2 separate regions of the Homo sapiens genome follow, and region 2 is linked to region 1. A link is an interaction called in ENCODE POLR2A ChIA-PET data of the cell type or tissue named here. Cell type or tissue: PC-9. All regions are shown on one strand. Each heading gives the region's core, and the rest is flanking DNA. Links, peaks and the distances in the headings are about the cores only. Region 1 has its middle 80 kb from the start of CD163. Region 2 overlaps SLC2A14 (solute carrier family 2 member 14).

Evidence for each region. Peaks named below come from ENCODE experiments on the same cell type or tissue, not always from the same donor. Only the 100,000 strongest peaks of a DNase experiment are listed, where the experiment ranks them.
Region 2: POLR2A ChIA-PET joins it to region 1 with 13 read pairs; 2 of 35 experiments call an interaction of 5 or more read pairs at or near these places.

The regions. Positions count from the first base shown.
Region 1 is chr12:7,578,865-7,588,518 of GRCh38, reverse strand. No RefSeq gene overlaps it. Among named protein-coding and RNA genes, the nearest start is that of CD163, 80 kb to the right of the region's middle. RefSeq lists an enhancer at 3,348-4,547. In PC-9, for the core only: no CTCF peak of the experiment used is centred there; a DNase peak (open chromatin) is centred at 4,218; H3K27ac peaks cover 2,070 bases.
Region 2 is chr12:7,818,476-7,828,129 of GRCh38, reverse strand. It overlaps SLC2A14 (solute carrier family 2 member 14), which reads left to right. Exons shown (of 11, transcript NM_001286234.2): 7 at 448-635; 8 at 6,805-6,909; 9 at 8,547-8,648. Among named protein-coding and RNA genes, the nearest start is that of NANOG, 34 kb to the right of the region's middle. RefSeq lists an enhancer at 1,269-1,805. In PC-9, for the core only: no CTCF peak of the experiment used is centred there; DNase peaks (open chromatin) are centred at 1,925 and 2,229; H3K27ac peaks cover 1,886 bases.

The DNA of each region.
Region 1 (9,654 bases), core at 3,225-5,724:
AGAATGGACTCAGAGACACAAAGAACAGCAGAAGTGAGACTTTTAGTGGCAGTCTTGCAAGATTGGGTGTCTGGTAGGCAGACACACCTGGGGCAGTTACAGCATGCAATTCATTTCCTAGCACACAAGTCCCTCCCCCAGTTCCTCATTGGTTGAGTACTATGGGGTTACAATCTTCCCAGATGTCACCCAAGTTCCATTATCCCCTTAAAGGGTCATACCCCAGTCCCTTTTCTTGCTTAAGTTTCAATTTCCCAATAACAAAACTTTATTCTCTTTTATGAGCTCACCCCTCGTCTACATTCTGTTCACTTATCGTGACTTTTTAGGTGCATGAGGCATGTGGTTTGTCATGTCTACAGGCTGGTTACCAGTACTTAGGTGTATCATACCATAATGATGGACCATTAAAATGTTTTTTTCACACTATGTTGATCATTTCTTTTGCTGTGCAGAAGCTCTTTAGTTTAATCATGTCTCACTTGTCTATTTTTGTTTTTGTTGCAATTGGTTTTAGCGACTTAGCCAAAAATTCTTTGCCATGGCTGATGTTGATAAGAGTATTTCCTAGGTTGTCTTCCAAAATTTTTATAGGTTGAGGTCTTACATTTAAATCTTTAGTTCATTTTGAGTTAATTTTGCTTGTAGTAAAAGGGAGGGGCCCAGCTTCAATCCTCTGCATATGGCTAGCCAGTTATTCCAGTACCATTTATTGAATAGGGAGTCCTTTCTCTAATACTTGTTTTTGTCAGCCTGTTCAAAGGTCAGGTGGTTGTAGGTGTGTAGCTTTACTTCTGAGTTTTCTATTCTGTTCCATTGGTATATTTGTCTGTTTTTGTACTTTTTTTTGGTACCTGTTTTGTGCCAAGCTGTTTTGGTTACTGTGGCTTTATAGTATATTTTTAAGTTGGATAGTTTAATGCCTCTGGCATTGTTCCTTTTGCTTAGGATTGCTTTGGCTATTCGGTTTTTGATTCAATATGAGTTTTAGATTAGTATTTTGTAATTCTGTGAAGAGTGATGTTGTTAGCTTGATAGGAATATCTTGAATCTGTACATTGTTTTGGGCAAATATGGCCATGTTTACAGTATTTATTCTTCCAATCCATAAGCATGGAACATTTTTCCATTTATTTGTGTCATCTCTGATTTTTTCTGCAGTGTCTTGTGGTTATCCTTGGAGAGATCTTTCACATCCTTGGTTAGCTATATTCCTAGGTGTGTCATTTTCTTTGTGATTATTGTAAGTAGGATTGTATTCTTGATTAGATTCTCAGCCTGGATGTTGTTGGTGTATAGACATGCTCCTGATTTTTCTACATTGATTTTTTTTAATCCTGAAACTTTACTGAAGTTTTCTATCAATTCTAGGAGCCTTTTGGCAGAATCTTTATGATTTTCCCAAGTATAGAATTATATTGCCAGTGAATAGAGATAGTTTGACTTTTTTTTTCCTATTTGGAAGCCTTTTTATTTCTTTCTCTTGTCTGATTGCTCTGGCTAAGACTTCCAATACTATGTTTAATGCAACTGGCAAGAATGGGCATCCTTGTCTTGTTCTAGTTCTCAAGGGCAATGGTTCCACCTTTTGCCCAATTAGTATAATGTTGGCTGTGGGCTTGTCATAGATAGCTCTTATTATTTTGGGGTATGTTTCTTCTATGCCTAGTCTTTTGAGAGTTTTGTTATAAAGGGATGTTGGATTTTATTGAGAATTTTTCTGCATTTATTAATATGATGATATGGTTTTTGCTTTTGATTCTGTTTATGTGAGAATCAAACGTGTTTATTGATTTGCATATGTTAAATGAGCTATGCATCCTAAGTATAAAGCCTTCTTGACTGTGGTGTATTAACTTTTTGGTGTGCTTCTGGATTCAATTTGCTAGTCTTTTGTTGAAGAGTTTTGCATCTATATTCATGAGGGATATTGGTCTGAAGTTTCTTTGTTTTGTCTCTGCTAGACTTTGGTTTCAGGCTAATGCTGGCTTCATAGAATGAGTTAGTGAGAAGCACCTCCTCCTCAATTTTTTGGAATAGTTTCAGTAGGTTAAGTATCAGTTCTTGTTTGTATGTCTAGTAGAATTTGTGAATCCATCTGCTCAAGACTTTTTTACTGTTGTTAATAGGTTATTACTAATTCAATTTTAGAAGTTGATATTGGTCTATTTAGGGTTTTAGCCTCTTCTTGATTCAATCTTGGGAGATTGTACACTTCCAGGAATTTATTTCCTCTAGATTTTGTATTTTGTTTCACAGAGTTGTTCATAATAATCTTTGACGATCTTTTGTGGGATCAATGGTAATATCACATTTTTTGTTTCTGATTGTGCTTATCTGGATCTTCTTTCTTGTTGTTGTTGTTGTTAATCCAGCTAGGGGGTCTATCAATTTCATTTCATCTAATTTTTTTGAAGAAACAGCTCTTGGTTTCATTGATTCTTTTTGTATAAATTTTTGTATCTCAATTTCATTAAATTCTTCTTTAATTTTAGTTATTTCTTTTCTTCTAGTTTGGAGTTGGTTTGTTTTTCTTTTCCTAGGACTTTATGTGTGAAGTTAGATTGTTGCTTTGAAACCTTTCTAGCTACTTTATTAAGGCATGTAGGTCCATTAACTTTCCTCTTAACACTGTTTTGGCTGCATCCCAGAGATTTTGGTAAGTTTTGTCCCTATTTTCAATAATTTCAAAGAATTTAAAAAATTTCTGCCTTAATTTTGATGTTCACCTAGTAGTTATTCAGGTGTAAGTTGTTTAACTTCCATGCATTTGTGTATTTTTGAGAGATCTTCTTGGTATTAATTTCTATTTTTATTGCACTGTTTTCTGATATTTTGCTTGGTATGAATTCAATTTTTTTTAATGTATTGAGGCTTGCTTTATGACCAATCAAGTGTGGTTGATCTTAGAATTTGTTCCATTTGCAGATAAGGGGAATGTACATTCTGTGTTGTTGGGTGGAGTATTCTGTAGATGTCTATTAGGTCCAATTTAACAAGTATCGATTTTAAGTCCAGATTTTCCTTGTTATTTTTTTGCCTTGATGATCTAACACTGTAAGGGGGGTGTTGAAGTCTCCCACCATTATTGTGTAGTTGTCTTATGTGTTTTCATAGGCCAAAAAGTTGTTTTATGAATATGTATACTCCAGAGTTGGGCACGTATATATTTAGTATAGTTAGGGCTTCTTGTTGGATTGTACCCTTTATCATTATGTATTGCTCTTTATTGTTCTTCTTGATTTTTGTTGGTTTAAGGTCTGTTTTATCTGATATAAAAATAGAAACCCCTGCCCTTTTTTTTTGTCTTCTGTTTGCATGGTAGATCTAAATCCACCCTTTTACTTTTAAACTGTGGGTATTGTTACATGTGAGATGGGTCTCTTGAAGACAACAGATGGTTGGGTCATGTCTTTTTATCCAGTCTGCCACTCTGGGTCTTTTAAATGGGTCATTTACCTCACTTATATTTAAAGTTACTATTGAAATGTGTGATTTTGATCCTGTCATCATATTGTTAGCTGGTCGTTATGTAGACTTCATTGTGTAATTGCTTTATAGTGCCTGTGGGTTATGTGCTTAAGTGTGCTATTATGGTAGTAGGTGTTATTCTTTCAAATCTATGTTTAGCACTTTCTTAAGAACCTCCTCTAAGGCTGGTCCTATTGAAATGTATTCCCTCAGCACTTACTTGTCTGAGAAGGATTTTATTTCTCCTTTAATTATGAATCTCGGCTAGGCAGGATATAAACGTTTTTGTTCAAATTTCTTTACTTCAATGATGTTGAAAGTCTGTCCCCAATCTCTTCTGATGTGTAAGGTTTCTCCTGAGAAGTCTGCTGCTGCTTGATGAAGTTTCCTCTTAAGTAACCTGGCCCTTCTCTCTAGCTGTCTTTAAGATATTTTTTTTTTGCATTGACCTTGGAGAATCTGTTTACTAGGTCCCATGGTGATGATCATATTGAACAAGGGAGGGGAAGGGGTTCTTATCCCTGATGCAGGTAGCCCCTACTGCTTCATTGTTCCCTATTGGCTAGGGTTGGACTGCACAGTCTAAGCTAATTCTGAATGGCTATTTTAAAGAGAGCAGGGGTATGAGCCAGAGTGGCAGAGTGAGTAGTTTGGCAAGAAGGATGCTTACAGAACAGGTGACTCAGGATGACTCAGGTCAGAGCAGGTGACCAGGGGTGACTCAGGATGGAGCAGGTGACCAGGGGTGACTCAGGATGGAGCAGGTGACCAGGGGTGACTTAGGATGGAGCAGGTGACCAGAGGTGACTCAGGATGCAGCAGGTGATAGAGGATAGGAGGGTGTTGTTTACTGAAACTAGGGGCAAGGAGATGAAGAGAATGAGGAACTTAAACTTTAAAATGCGGATCAAAGAACAGGGGAGCTGAACATACTGATACATTGGTTCTTTGGAGAGGATCTCAGAACTAATTGTACTTAACAATTGACAGGCTAAAACATTTGAAGAGGAATTTATTATATGCTACAGTTGATAGGTCATTCTGGCCATGGGGCTCCCTTGGGGAGAGGTCTGATCAGGAAATAGGCCACACCTTTACTAGACCAGCCCTGTGGAGGGAGACACAGCTAGGTCCCATGCCAGCCCATAAACATGTTAAACTCAGCCTTCACAGTTTTCTGAGAGTCTGGGCTTCTCCCCTGTTTAAGTGCTGACCACAGATCCCAGCTTGGCATTACTGAGCTGCAGGCTGCTGTTCTGGGATACCAGGACTTGATGGTGCTCCCTCCTCCAGATGCTGGGGGGTGGGTTCTGCCGCGTTGTGGGAGCTGAAGCGCTCCTAGGCTGAAAGAATGCACTTAGGTGGAGCAAAGCACTCAGGCTGGGCAGCAGAGGCTGTACTGTGTACACACTCCTACAGGACAGCCAGGCAAGTGGGCAAGTAGGCCTGCAGGATAGATGTGCCCCAGTTCCGCAGAGAAGCAGTCCCTGCTTTTCCTCTAGCAGTTAGCTGGGGCCAGGGCCTCTCAAAGGGAGGGAGACAGGCAGCCCTGCGGGGTGAGTGCTTATGGCCGGGCTCCCTTGGAGCTGATGCATGGTCAAAGTTCCCAGGATCTATGCCTGCTTCATCTCTCTCTGTGTAATCTCTGGGGAGATTCTCCTGCCAGCTGCCATGTCCATGGTAGAGTGAAGTCACCTGAAGGTAGGATCCTAGAGGTCCACAGCAAGAGTGAGCAGTCCTCCAGCCCCTTTATTTACTCACCCCTTTGACAGGTCCTGTTTAGAAACCAGCCACAGCATTTGGGCACTCCACATGGGATTCCCAGCTTTCCCCCTCTTCCGACTCAGCAACTGTGTCTTTTCCCCATCCACATTTGGTGTTTTCTCATCACAGATCTGTTCAAATTATGTTGGTGTAGTCAAAATTTTGGTTTCTCTCTGTGAGGACAGCACTTCCCAGCTGCATCTAGTCAGCCATCTTTGATAAAGTCCCTCATTTTATTTCTTAATAGCTATCTAAAGATTCCCACTCTGCTGAGATGAGTCCCATCATTTTTGCTTTTCGTTTTCCTCTCAGTTTCATCTCACCAAGGTTTTTAAAATTCCCCTATTTCTTAATAACCATTTAAACATTTCCACTTTCCTGCGATGAGTCTTTAAACTCTACTCTTCACCAATCTTTTGTTAATCTATTATTTTTATTAGCATTTGTCAGACTCATGAGAAGAAGCTGAGATAGCAAATTTGATAAGGTTTCTCTGACTGTAACTTGATTTTGCAGTGGTACATTTACATTAATGCCCATGCAGAAAGGACACTCCCCCCCACCCTTTTTAAAAACATGACCTGGGTAATGGGCATGTAGAATGTGAATGTCTCAGTTCCGGTTCTCATAAAGACAGTCCCACATGGATTGCATATGAAGCTGCTTCATCTGGGCTGTTCCACTTGACATTTATAGATGGAGTTGAACAGTCTCCCTTCTCAGGGTAAGCAGACCTTATAGTGGTTTTGTCTAGTCCACCAGGCTGGCTGTTCCCTTGAGAATAACCTTTTGTATGTCAAGATCACATATAGCCATCTGTGATTGTTCAATAGTGAGCTGTGGGTCCTGCATCAACCCAAACATGTTCTCCCACTCTGCATTTAAAATGAAAGACACTTCTCCTATACAAGTTACCCTTACAATGCATTTTAGTAAAAGTTCCTCAGGGAGCTGATAAGATCAATAGTTTTAATAGTTTCTTGGTTGTTTTCTTCTCCCACATTGATAAACTTCATAGTAACCACAGATCTCAAGTTGTGTTGTCCCCCAAATATTTTGCCCACATGGGGCAGCTTTGAGGCTAGTGATGAAGCTCAAACTCACTGAAATCTAAACTTGATGTAGCATCAAGGTCAAACCCAGCATATCATTTCATTTCATGTTAGCTGTTATAGATAACAATAACCAAATGATTGGATATTTTGCTTTTTTCTTATTTGTTTGCATTTCTTTATGTGTCTAGTGAACCAACTCCCTGTGAGTTGGATTTATCTCTAAATTCCACTGGTAACTTTTACCTTAAGTCATCTTCTACCCTCCCATTCTTTTCATGAGCCAGGGCCATTCTAGCAATTCCCACTTCTGACACCAATTGTGTGTAAAAAAAACAAAAAATAAAAATGAAACCTCAAACTGTGTTTTTCTTCTGCTTTCACACCACAGTGATCAACACAGAAGACTTCTGTGACCAAATGTGGGAGGGGTTTTCCCCACCAACTAGCAAGCAATCAATTGTGCAGCAGACACCCACTCAGTGTCCTCCAATTTAATTCTGATGTTATCTACCTAAAACTAGTGTCAGATTCCACATGTTGAGGCTAAGTGTCCAAGACTGCTCCTTCCAATTTCAGATATGAGTTGCAAGTTTGGGCCTCCAGAACATCTGATCAACCAGTGATAAATCAACGTTCTCAAGACCACCCCCCAACCCTTGAGTTCAGTTAATTTGCTAGAGCTGCTGACAGAACTCAGGGGAAACACTTACTTACATTTATCAGTTTTTTACAAAGGATATTTTTAAAGAGATGAATAAACATCCAGATTAAAAGATACATTGGGTGAAGTCTGGAAGGATCCTTAGTGCAAGAGCTTCTGCCCCTGTGGAACTGGAGTGCTCTACCTCCTGACACATGGATGAGTTTTTGTTCACCTTCCTATAAGCCTCCACATGTTCAGCTTTTTGAAAGCTCTCCAAACTCTGTCTTTTGAGGTTTCCGTGGAGGCTTCGTTAGGTAAACATGACTGATTAAACCTTGGCCAGTAGTGATGAACCTAACCTTCAGCCTTTCTCCTATCCCCAGAGGTTGGGGGTAGGACTAAAAGACACAACCTTCTAATCCTGCCTTGATCTTTCTGATAACCTGTCCCATCCTGCAGCTACCTAGGGGCTGCCAGCCATCAGTCAATGATTACCACACAAAAATACATCACTTTGGAAATTGTAAGGATTTAAAATATTGTGTGTCACGAAATAAGGTCAAAGACCAAACATATTTTATGATATCACAGGGCCATATTTCTCTCTTCTTTGTATTATACATTTTTTCCCCTAGGATTTGGGTATTTGTAAAAACAGCTATCTCTTTCAGTCATTGTGTACTAGATTTTTGCAAAGGACAATTTTCACCAATCACCCCAGCTGGAGGTTCTAGGACCTCTCTAATCTTTTCTGATCTCTGTTCACTCTGGTGTCTGCTTATAGAACTGCAGTTCTAAAATGTTGCTGTCCTGTGTTCAGCAGCTTCCAAACTCTGCTGTTGTTCCTGTCTGTGCTCTTAGGTGAAATAGGAACTAATCCTTGGGAAACCCCTAGATAAGCCAGAAAGTTTGAGGCACAGTCCACTCTTTTTTTTTTTTTTTTGAGATGGAGTCTCACTCTGCCACCCAGGCTGGAGTGCAGTGGCATGATCTCGGCTCACTGCAAGCTCCACCTCCTGGGTTCACGCCATTCTCCTGCCTCCACCTACTGAGTAGCTGGGACTACAGGCGCCCGCCACCACGCCTGGCTAATTTTTTGTATTTTTAGTAGAGACAGGGTTTCACTGTGTTATCCAGGATGGTCTCGATCTCCTGACCTCATGATCTGCCCGCCTTGGCCTCCCAAAGTGCTGGGATTACAAGTGTGAGCCACCATGCCCGGCAGTCCACTCTTGCTCCAATCCCAGAGATGAGTGATACTTCTCCTACCTGCACATCCGTCTATAGGCTTTCTGTGAGAAGAAAAATATGGCTCTATCCTGCCCAAGCCCACAGGCAGTCAGACCTTATGGTTATCTTCCCTTGTTCCCTGAAAATCGCTGTTATTCTGTTCTTTTTCAGGGTGCGCTGATTTCATATTGTTCAAACACACATGTTTTACAATTAATTTGCACAATAGTGGTCCTGAGGTGATGTACATTCTCAGCTTATGAAGATAACAGGATTAAGAGATTAAAGTAAAGATAGGAATAAGAAATTATAAGAATATTATTAGGGAAGTGGTAAATGTCCATGAAATCTTCACAATTTATGTTCAGAGATTGAAGTAAAGACAGGCGTAAGAAATTATAAAAGTATTAATTTTGGGAACTGATAAGTGTCCATGAAATCTTCACAATTTATGTTCTTCTGCCTTGGCTCCAGCCAGTCCCTCCGTTCAGGGTCCCTGACTTCTTGCAACATTATATAATGATAAAATGATTAATTCAACAAAAATATATAACAATTATAAATATATATGAACCGAACTCTATAGCTTTAAGATTCATAAAGCAATTACTACTAGAACTAAGAAAAGAGATAGAAAACAACAAAATAATAATGAGGGAATTCAACACTCTATTGACAGCACTAGACAGATCATCAAGGCAGAAAGTCTACAAAGAAAGACTGGATTTAAGCTGCACTCTAGAACAAATGAGCCTAAAACAAATGGGCCTAACAGATATTTACAGAACATTCTACTCAACGACTGCAGAATATTCATTATTCTCATCAGCACATGGAACATTCTCCAAGATAGGCCATATAATAGACCATAAAACAAGTCTCAATACATTTTTAAAAATCAAAGTCATATTAAGTATCTTCTCAGATCATGGTGGAAAATAAACCTAGAAATCAATTCCAGAAGAAACCCCTAAAACTATACAAATATGTAGAAATTAAACAGTCTGGTATACATCTGCTATAGATGATATGGTTTGGCTATGTCCCCACCCAAATCTCATCTTGAATTGTAGCTCCCATATTTCCTATGTTTTATTGGGGGACCTGGTGGGAGATAATTGAATCATGGGGGTGGTTTCCCCATACTGTTCTCATGGTAGTGAATAAGTTTCACAAGACCTGATGATTTTATAAGGGGTTTCCCCTTTTGCATGGCTCTTGTTCTTTCTTGCTTGCCACCTTGTAAGATGTGCCTTTTGCTTTCTGCCATGATTGTGAGGCCTCCCCAGCCATGTGAAACTGTGAGTCCATTAAACCTCTTTTTCTTTATAAATTACCAGTCTTAGGTATGTCTTTATCAGCAGTGTGAAAACAAACTAATACAATGGAACACTGCTCAGCCATAAAAAAGAATAAAATAATGTATTTTGCAGCAATTTGGATGCAGCTGGAGACCATTACACTAATTGAAGTTACTTGGGAATCAAAAAC
Region 2 (9,654 bases), core at 1,125-3,624, 240 kb before region 1:
GGCCTCCCAAAGTGATGGGATTACAGGTGTGAGCCACCGCGCCCAACCCATCTAATTTGTATTTTTTTTTTAAGTGAAAGCAAGTTTATTAAGAAAGTAAAGGAATAAAAGAATGGCTACTCGATAGACAAAGCAGCGACTAATTTGTATTTTTATTAGAGATGGGCTTTCACCATGTTGGCCAGGCTGGTCTCAAACTCACCTCAGGTGATCCACAAGCCTCGGCCTCACAAAATGCTGGGATTACAGGCACGAGCCACCGCACTGGGCTCTGATTACTCTTGAGTAAAATTTTCAGCCCCTAAAGAATGAGGTGAGAGGGCAGGTTCAGGAATGGATGCTACCCATCACCTCACCTCGTGCGGCCCTTTCCTGGCTGCCTTACAGGAAGAATGAATTTGGGGCAGCACATTCTCTTTATCCTTTCCTCTTTCTTCTTTTCACCAGTCCTCCAGCGGTTGTGGGGCACCCAGGATGTATCCCAAGACATCCAGGAGATGAAAGATGAGAGTGCAAGGATGTCACAAGAAAAGCAAGTCACCGTGCTGGAGCTCTTTAGAGTGTCCAGCTACCGACAGCCCATCATCATTTCCATTGTGCTCCAGCTCTCTCAGCAGCTCTCTGGGATCAATGCTGTGAGTGTGATACTTTAGGGTCAAACGTGTCTTACAATATTTCACTTAAAATGCCAGGCATGGTGGCGGTGTGCCTCTGTAGTCCCAGCTACTCAGGAGGCTGAGGCAGGAGAATCGCTTGAACCCGGGAGGCGAAGGTTGCAGTGAGCTGAGATTGCGCCATTGCACTCTAGCCTGGGTGACAGAGTGAGAAACTTCGTCTAAAAAAAAAAAAAAAAAAAAAAGACAAAAATTAGCTGGACGTGGTGGTGCGCTACTCAGGAGGCTGAGGCCGGAGAATTTCTTGGATCTGGGAGGCGGAGGTTGCAGTGAGTGGAGATTGCGCCATTGCACTCCAGCCGGAGCAACCAGGGCAGAACTCCTTATAGAAAGAAATAAAAAGAAAGAAAGAAAGAAAGAGAAAGAAAGAAAGAAAGAAAGAGAGAGAGAGAAAGAAAGAGAGAGAGAGAAAGGAGAGAAAGAGAGAGAAAGGAGAGAAAGAGAGAGAGAGAAAGGAGAGAAAGAGAGAAAGGAGAGAAAGAGAGAGAGAAAGAGAGAGAAGAAAGGAAAGAAAGGAAAGGAAAGGAAAGAAAAAGGAAAAAGAAAGAAAGAAAGAAAGAAAGAAAGAAAGAAAGAAAGAAAGAAAGAAAGAAAAAAGAAAGGAAGGAAGGAAGGAAGGAAAGAAAGAAAGAAAGAAAAAAGAGCGAGCCTGGAAGTACACTGGCAACTTCAGACTGAGCTGACTTTACCAGTCTCTATGTTTTTACAAGTAGAATAGGGAGCATGATAGTTTAAAGAGGGCGGCAAAACAGAAGCTAGCATTTGACAGGTAACCCTTGTATTCCATGCAAATATCAGCTTCCTGCTATTGAGTGTGGATTGTGGGAAGAGAGTACTCCTGTGCCTTCTAGTCAATTGTGGATAAAATACGGATATGAAGAGCACCCTTGTACTTCATCCCCTGAGGGTTTTCCATTAGTCTTTGATCAATGGGATTAAATCATTTTGTAACAAAGCATTTTGCAAAACTTAGTATTTTGAGCATTTTAATACTAAGTTGGTTCTTGGCCTTTTCTCCTACCTAACACACCAGATATTTGTATTTGAAGTGGCAGTGCTTCTTGTGAGGGGTTAGAAGCTGTTTTATCAGAATGTACAAGGAGCCAGGTGTGGTGGCTGCTCATGCCTGTAGTCCCAGTTACTACTCAGAGGTTGAGGTGGGAATATCACTTAAGCCAAGGAGTCAAGCCTGGGCAATATAGCATGACCCTGTCTTAAAAAAAAAAAAAACTTGGGAGGAAATACACAGTAGTTAGAAAAAGCCTCCTAGGTGATTTTGATGAATCCCAGTCTCAAATTTCCTCATTTGGAAATGATAATGTAGGCCACACGTATTACTGGAGAAAAATGTGCTCCCGAGACTTTCCAGAGCAGCAGAGCTGGGACTAGGCAGGTGAGGCAGCTACGTGCAAGTGTAGCCCTGAGAATGAGCACCTCTTTAAAGAATGTACCTTGCGTTAGTTCTGTGCCTGTTTAAAAAAAAAAAGAAAGAATAAAAGAATGCACCTGAGGCAACTCCCTAGCTGCCTCACCACAGTCTGGGCCCTGCAAAACAGGGTCAGAAAAAAATCACCTGTGGGAAATTACAGATGATCCATGAGCATTCTGAGGAACAGACTCCTCCCACTTCAGAGTGGTATGTGCATACTTTCTTTCTTTCTTTTCTTTTCTTTCTTTTTTTTTTTTTTTGTGAGACAGAGGAGTCTCACTTTGTCACCCAGGCTAGAGTGCAGTGATGCAATCTTGGCTCACTGCAACCTCTGCCTCCGGGTTCAAGCGATTCTTCTGCCTCAGCCTCCCAAGTAGCTGGGACTACAGGCACGTGCCACCATGCCCAGCTAATTTTTTGCATTTTTAGTAGAGATTGGGTTTCTGTGTGTTAGCCAAGATAGTCTCAATCTCCTGACTTTGTGATCTGCCCGCCTCGGCCTCCCAAAGTGCTGGGATTACAGGCATGAGCCACCGCGCCTGGCTTGCTCTTTCTTTTTTTTTTTTTGAGAGGTAGTCTTGCTCTGTCGCCCAGGCTAGAGTGCAGTAGCGCAATATCAGCTCATAGCAACCTCTACCTCCTGGGTTCAAGTGATTCTCCTGCCTCAGCCTCCCAAGTAGCTGGAATTACAGGCGGCCGACACCACACACAGCTAATTTTGTATTTTTAGTAGAGACGGGCTTTCACCATGTTGACCAGTCTGGTCTTGAACTCCTGGCTTCAAGTGATCCACCCGCCTCGGCCTCCCAAAGTGCTAGGATTACAGGCATGAGCCACCATGCCCAGCCTATACCTTAATTATTGTTGGACTAAAGTGGCTCCCAATTTAGTCAATGAGCAGATTTTGCTCCACATATAATCATCACCCAAAGTTAGCTGCACCGGAATTATGGGGGATGGGATTCCTGAGTCAGCTGAATCCAGAGTCTCCGTGTAAGAGGGCTGGAAATTGCCTGTAAAAAAATAAATCTGGGCCGGGGACAGTGGCTCATGCCTCTAATCCCAGCACTGTGGGAGGCTGAGGCTGGCAGATCACCTGAGATCAGGAGTTCGAGACCAGCCTGACCAACATGGCAAAAGCCTGTCTCTACTAAAAATATAAAAATTAGCCGGGCGTGGTGGATGCACCATCTAAAAATCAATCAATCAATCAATCAGTCTGATGCATAGCAGGCTTGGAAATCACTTTTCCAACCTACTTTTGTGCAAACAATGTATTCTTTTTTTTTTTTTTTTTTGAGACAGAGTCTCTGTCACCCCGGCTGGAGTGTAGTGGCACAATCTCGGCTCACTGCAACTTCCACCTCCTGGGTTCAAGTGATTCTCCTGCCTCAGCCTTCTGAGTAGCTGGGATTACAGGCGTGCACCACTTCGCCTGGCTAATTTTGTGTTTTTAGTAGAGACAGGGTTTTTCCAGGTTAGTCAGGCTGGTCTCGAACTCCTGACCTCAAGTGATCTGCCCGCCTATGCCTCCCAGAGTGCTGGGATTACAGGTGTGAGCCACCTCACCTGGCCCAAGAAGTTTTATTGAGATGTGTACATGTACATTAGGTTTTTGATGTGTAGACATTGTGATAAGGTAGATAATTGTGATAACTATTTATTGCTTGTTTAAACTGCTCAAGTAATTACTTTTGTACCAACCTAATATCTTTCCCCACAAGCTTGACGTCATCATATAATATGTTGAGGTTTTGTTTTGTTTTGTTTTGAGACAGAGTCTTACTCCGTTGCCCAGGCTGGAGTGCAGTGGCTCGATCTCGGCTCACTGCAACCTCTGCCTCCCAGGTTCAAGCAATTCTCCTGTCTCAGCCTCCTGAGTAGCTGGGACTACAGGCACCTGCCACCACACCCGGCTGATTTTTGTATTTTTAATAGAGACAGGGTTTCACCTTGTTGGTCAGCCTGGCCTTGAACTCCTGACCTCAGATGATCCACTCACCTCAGCCTCCCAATGTGCTGGGATTACAGTCGTGAGCAACTGCGCCTGGCCAATTATAATCTTATTTTAGAAAATATAAGTATACATAGTTTACATCTTACATCTTAGGGATTTAAATAGTTATTTCTTGAGAAGGTAAATCCCAATGTAGAGGTCCATATTATCAAAAAGACTAATAAATATTGCTATGGAGGCAACTACTCTGGGTGAAATAAACTGAAGTGAACCTGGGTAACCTAGATAATGTTCCCTTGTTAACTTGAGGTCTGAGTCCAATATTTCAATATTTCTTTTCTTTTTTTTTGAGACGGAGTTTCGCTCTTATTGCCCAGGCTGGGGTGCACTGGTGCGATCTCGGCTCACCGCAACCTCCACCTCCCGGGTTCAATTGATTCTCCTGCCTCAGCTTCCCGAGTAGCTGGGATTACAGGCATGCGCCACCATGCCCTACTAATTTTGTATTTTTAATAGAGACGGGGTTTCTCCATGTTGTCAGGGTGGTCTTGAACTCCAACCTAAGGTGATCTGCCCGCCTTGGCCTCCCAAATTGCTGGGATTAGAGGCGTGAGCCACTGCGCATGGCCAGTTTCTCATAGCTGTGATAGTTGTAGCAACCTTACTTTTTTTTTCTTTTTTTTTTTTGATATGGAGTCTCGCTCTGTTGCCCAGGCTAGAGTGCAGTGGCACAATCTCAGTTCACTGCAACCTCCACCTCCCAGGCTCAAGCGATTCTCCTGCCTCAGCCTCCCAAGCAGCTGGGATTATAGGTACCCACCACCACACCCAGCTAATTTTTTTATTTTTATTACAGACAGGGTTTCACCATGTTGGCTAGGCTGGTCTTGAACTCCTGACCTCAGGTTATCCACCAGCCTTGGGCTCCCAAATTGCTGGGATTACAGGAATGAACCACTGTGCTCGGCCAGCAACCTTACATTTTAGCGCAGTGCCTAGTAAATAACAAACATAGTAATTTATTTAATATATATTAAATTGCAATAGTAGCTGGTATTATTTCATAAAACACTTCAAAAGGGCCTAGGCCTAGGAAATACAGCCCAATCTCTGCTTATTCAAGGAGCAGGATAAGGTTATTCAATTAGTTCACTATCAAATTGAGACATCAATGTGCCTATCAGTGTTTTGAGGGTTTGGGGAAGAGTCAATTAAAAAAGCATTTAGCTGGGCCTGATGGCACATGCCTATAATCCCAGCAACTTGGGAGGCTGAGAGGCAGGAGGATCACTTGGAGACCAAGAGTTTAGGACCAGCCTGGGCAACATAGTGAGTTGCTGTCTCAACTTATAAAAAAGAAACCAGTTAGTAGGAATTACACTTTCTTTTTTTTTTTTTTTTGAGATGGAGTCTCGCTCTGTTGCCCAGGCTGGAGTGCAGTGGCACCATCTCGGCTCACTGCAAGCTCTGCCTCCCAGGTTCACGCCATTCTCCTGCCTCAGCCTCCCCAGTAGCTGGGACTACAGGCGCCCGCCACCACGCCTGGCTAATTTTGTTTTTGTATTTTTAGTAGAGACGGTTTCACCACGTTAGCCAGGATGGTCTCGATCTCCTGACCTCGTGATCTGCCCGCCTCGGCCTCCCAAAGTGCTGGGATTGCAGGCGTGAGCCACTGCACCCAGCCTACACCTTCATATAAGTTGGTGAAGTAGACATAAGCAAGAGGAAATGGAACAGTGGGAATAAGCATAGTTAGAAGCAACAATGGACATTAGTAGCTAAAATTGAGAACATTTAAAAAGAGAAAGGAGGGCGAGGTGCAGTGGCTCACGCCTGTAATCCTAGCGCTTTGGGAGGCTGAGGTGGGTGGATCACAAGGTCAGGAGTTCAAGACCAACCTGGCCAACATGGCGAAACCATGTCTCTACTAAAAAAATACAAAAATTGGCCAGGCGTGGTGGCTCACGCCTGTAATCCCAGCACTTTGGGAGGCCGAGGCGGGCGGATCATGAGGTCAGGAGATCAAGAACATCCTGGCTAACATGGTGAAACCCTGCCTCTACTAAAAATACAAAAAATTAGCCAGGCCTGGTGGCACATGCCTGTAATCCCAGCTACTTGGGAGGCTGAGGCAGGAGAATCGCTTGAACCCGGGAGGTAGAGGTTGCAGTGAGCCGAGATCGTGCCACTGCATTCCAGCCTGGGCAACAGAGAGAGACTCCATCTCAAAAAAAAAAAAAAAAAGAAAGAAATACAAAAATTAGCTGGGCGCGGTGGCAGGAGCCTGTAATCGTGCCACTGCACTCCAGCCTGGGTGACAGATTGAGACTCCGTCAAAAAAGAAAAAGAGAAAGGAGATAAGATTCAGAAGATAATTCAGGGATATTAGGATTGAACAAAAATTGTAGTAAAAGGACTTCTTACCTCCTGGGACTTTTAAGTATTTTTTAAATTTTATTTTATGGTGACAGAGTCTTGTTCTGTCTGGCCTCCCAAGTAGCTGGGACTACAGGTGTGTGCCACCATGCCTAGCTAATTTTTATATTTTTAGTAGAAACAGGGTTTCACCATATTGGCCAGGCTGGTCTCAAACTCCTGACCTCAGGCGATCTGCTTGCCTTGGCCTCCCAAAGTGCTGGGATTACAGGCCTGTGCAACCACGCTCAGCCTTAAGTATTTTTTGAGGGTTCTGTGTAAGTGGTGTGCAGAATTTTATCAAAGCTGCATGTTTTCTTTTCTCCTAGGTGTTCTATTACTCAACAGGAATCTTCAAGGATGCAGGTGTTCAACAGCCCATCTATGCCACCATCAGCGCGGGTGTGGTTAATACTATCTTCACTTTACTTTCTGTAAGTTGGATGGTTTGATAATTTTGGGGGGAGAAATGAATCCTTGCTACAGATGTTCAAAGATGGATTGCATGGCTCCACCGTTATTTAGTTACACCTTTTTTGTTATTTATTTTTATTTTTTTAAATTTTTTGAGACAGAGTCTTGCTCTGTTGCCCAGGCTGGAGTGCAGTGGTGCAATCTCGGCTCACTGCAACCTCAGCCTCCTGGGTTCAAGTGATTCTCCTGCCTCAGCCTTCCGAAGTAGCTCGGATACAGGTGTGCGCCACCACGCCCAACTCATTTTTGTATTTTTAGTAGAGACGGGGTTTCGCCATGTTGGCCAGGCTGGTCTTGAACTCCTGACCTCTGGTGATCCACCTGCCTAGGCCTCCCAAAGTACTGGGATTACAGGTGTGAGCCAGCGTGCCCGGACTGTTGTTTAATTTTCCTTTGGAAAAAAGAGATACATTCAATGCTGAATGTAGTCTTCATTCTTCAAGCAAATATGGATGGATGGGAAAAGAGGAAGTATAGAAGGGACTATACAGTATGTTTTGAACTTGGAATTGGAGGAGAGGTGTTTGGAAAAACTTTCAAACTGTTATTCCTCTGTTTTTACACTAAAACAACAATAATAACAGAAGATTTCTGTGACCCCCAAAATATATAAGGATTTGTCCCCATCAAGTAAGCAATCAGTTCCGTAGTGGACACTATCTAGGTGTCCTGTGATTTAATTCTGACACTACCTGGAGATAGCATCAGAGCTCACAGGTTGGTGGCCGATTTCCCAAGACTGCCCCCAACTCCTGATGCCAGTCACAAGCTCCAGGTTGTTTTACCTGTGCTTCTGACTCACCAGCTGTAGATCAGGATTCCCACGACATCCTCTTTGGGTTTGATTAATTTGCTACAGTGGCTCACAGTACTCAGGAAAATTGTTTCCTAGTTTGATTTAAAGGATATTTTAAAGCACAGAAATACACAACCAGATGAAGAGATTCACAGGGCGAGGTCTGGAGGGATCCTGAGCATGGGAGCTTCTGTCTCTGTGGGGTTGGGGTGCACTCCTAGCACATAGATGAGTTGTTGCTGACCTTCCTGTCAGCTTCCACGGGTTCAGATATCTGGAAGCTCCCCATACCCTACCTTTTGGGCCTTTTATGCAGACTTAATTGGTTCTCCATGATTGAAGCATGGACAACTGTTCTGACCTGTGATTGGACAAAAAGGGAATGATCTGAACCCAGCTGGGCCTGTCTGCTTAGATGATTTGTTGGCCTCTCTGTAGCGTTTCTTCCTCTAGGGTGTGGGGCAGGACCCTCTCTGAAATGAGGGTTTTATGACCCACAGTCAGATTAGCGTCCTGCCAAGTGGGAGGGCAGGAGAAAGTCAGAGAAGAATTCTGTTATCTGAGGCCTGCTCCTGAGGCCTGAAGCATCCCAACATTATGACAAAAGACTCTACCAAGGGCTATGGGGATTTTGAGCCAGGACCTGTGAATGGCACACAATATGTATGTATATAAAATCATAAATCACAGGAGGGGTATCCATAACAAGTGTCCTGCTGTTGGTAAGGCAGATTTCAAGTAGCTCAGATGCTGTTTTCATGGAAAGGAAAACTGAAGTTTCATGTCATATTCTTCTTCCAGCTATTTCTGGTGGAAAGGGCAGGAAGAAGGACTCTGCATATGATAGGCCTTGGAGGGATGGCTTTTTGTTCCACGCTCATGACTGTTTCTTTGTTATTAAAGGTAAGTGCTCTTTGGGTGAAAAAAAAGGGAGGGGGAAAGAAGAGAGGTTACAGTTGACTTCTGTGACACAAGGGGTGGGTTGTTAAGGTTGCAGTTTGTCAATAAAGTCAGAGGAGAGAAGCAAGATGCCCAGAGTTTTTAAGAAACATGGGTCATCAGAGAACTGGAGGTAAACTGTTAGAATCTTTACATTTAGAGAACATTATTATGGTTTATAAAATAAGTTATCTAATTTAATTCTTTTGTTTGTTTGTTTGTTTGTTTGAGACGGAGTTTTGCTCTTGTTGCCCAGGCTGGAGTGCAGTGGTGCAATCTCAGCTCACCACAACCTCTACCTCCTGGGTTCAAGTGATTCTCCTGCATCAGCCTCCCGAGTAGCTGTGATTACAGGCATGCACCTCCACGCCCAGCTAATTTTTTATTTTTAGTAGAGACAGGGTTTCTCCATGTTGGTCAGACTGGTCTCGAACTCCCAACCTCAGGTGATCCACCTGCCTCAGCCTCCCAAAGTGCTGGGATTACAGGCATGAGCCACTGTGCCCTGCCTAATTTAATTCTTAAAATAATATCAAGGTAATCACACTTTATGGATGATGACGGGGTCTCAGTACAAAGTGACATATATGAGATCACATAGATGGGATTCAAAAATCCAAGCCTGGCTGGGTGCAGTGCTTCATTCCTGTCATCTTAACACTTTGGGAGGCCAAGGTGAGAGGATTGCTTGAGCCCAGAAGTTCAAGACCAGCCTAGGCAACATGGCAAGAAACTGTCTCTAAAAAAAAAAAAAGTATTTTTTTGTTTTTGTTTTTTGTTTTTTGAGACAGGGTCTTGCTGTGTCACCCAGTTGGGAGTGCAATGTCGCCATCTTGGCTCACTGCAATCTCTGCCTCCCAGGCTTCATTGATTCTCCTGCCTCAGCCTCCCTGGTAGCTGGGATTACAGGCATGCGCCACCACACCCAGCTAATTTTTGTGTTTTTTAGTAGAGACAGGGTTTCACCATG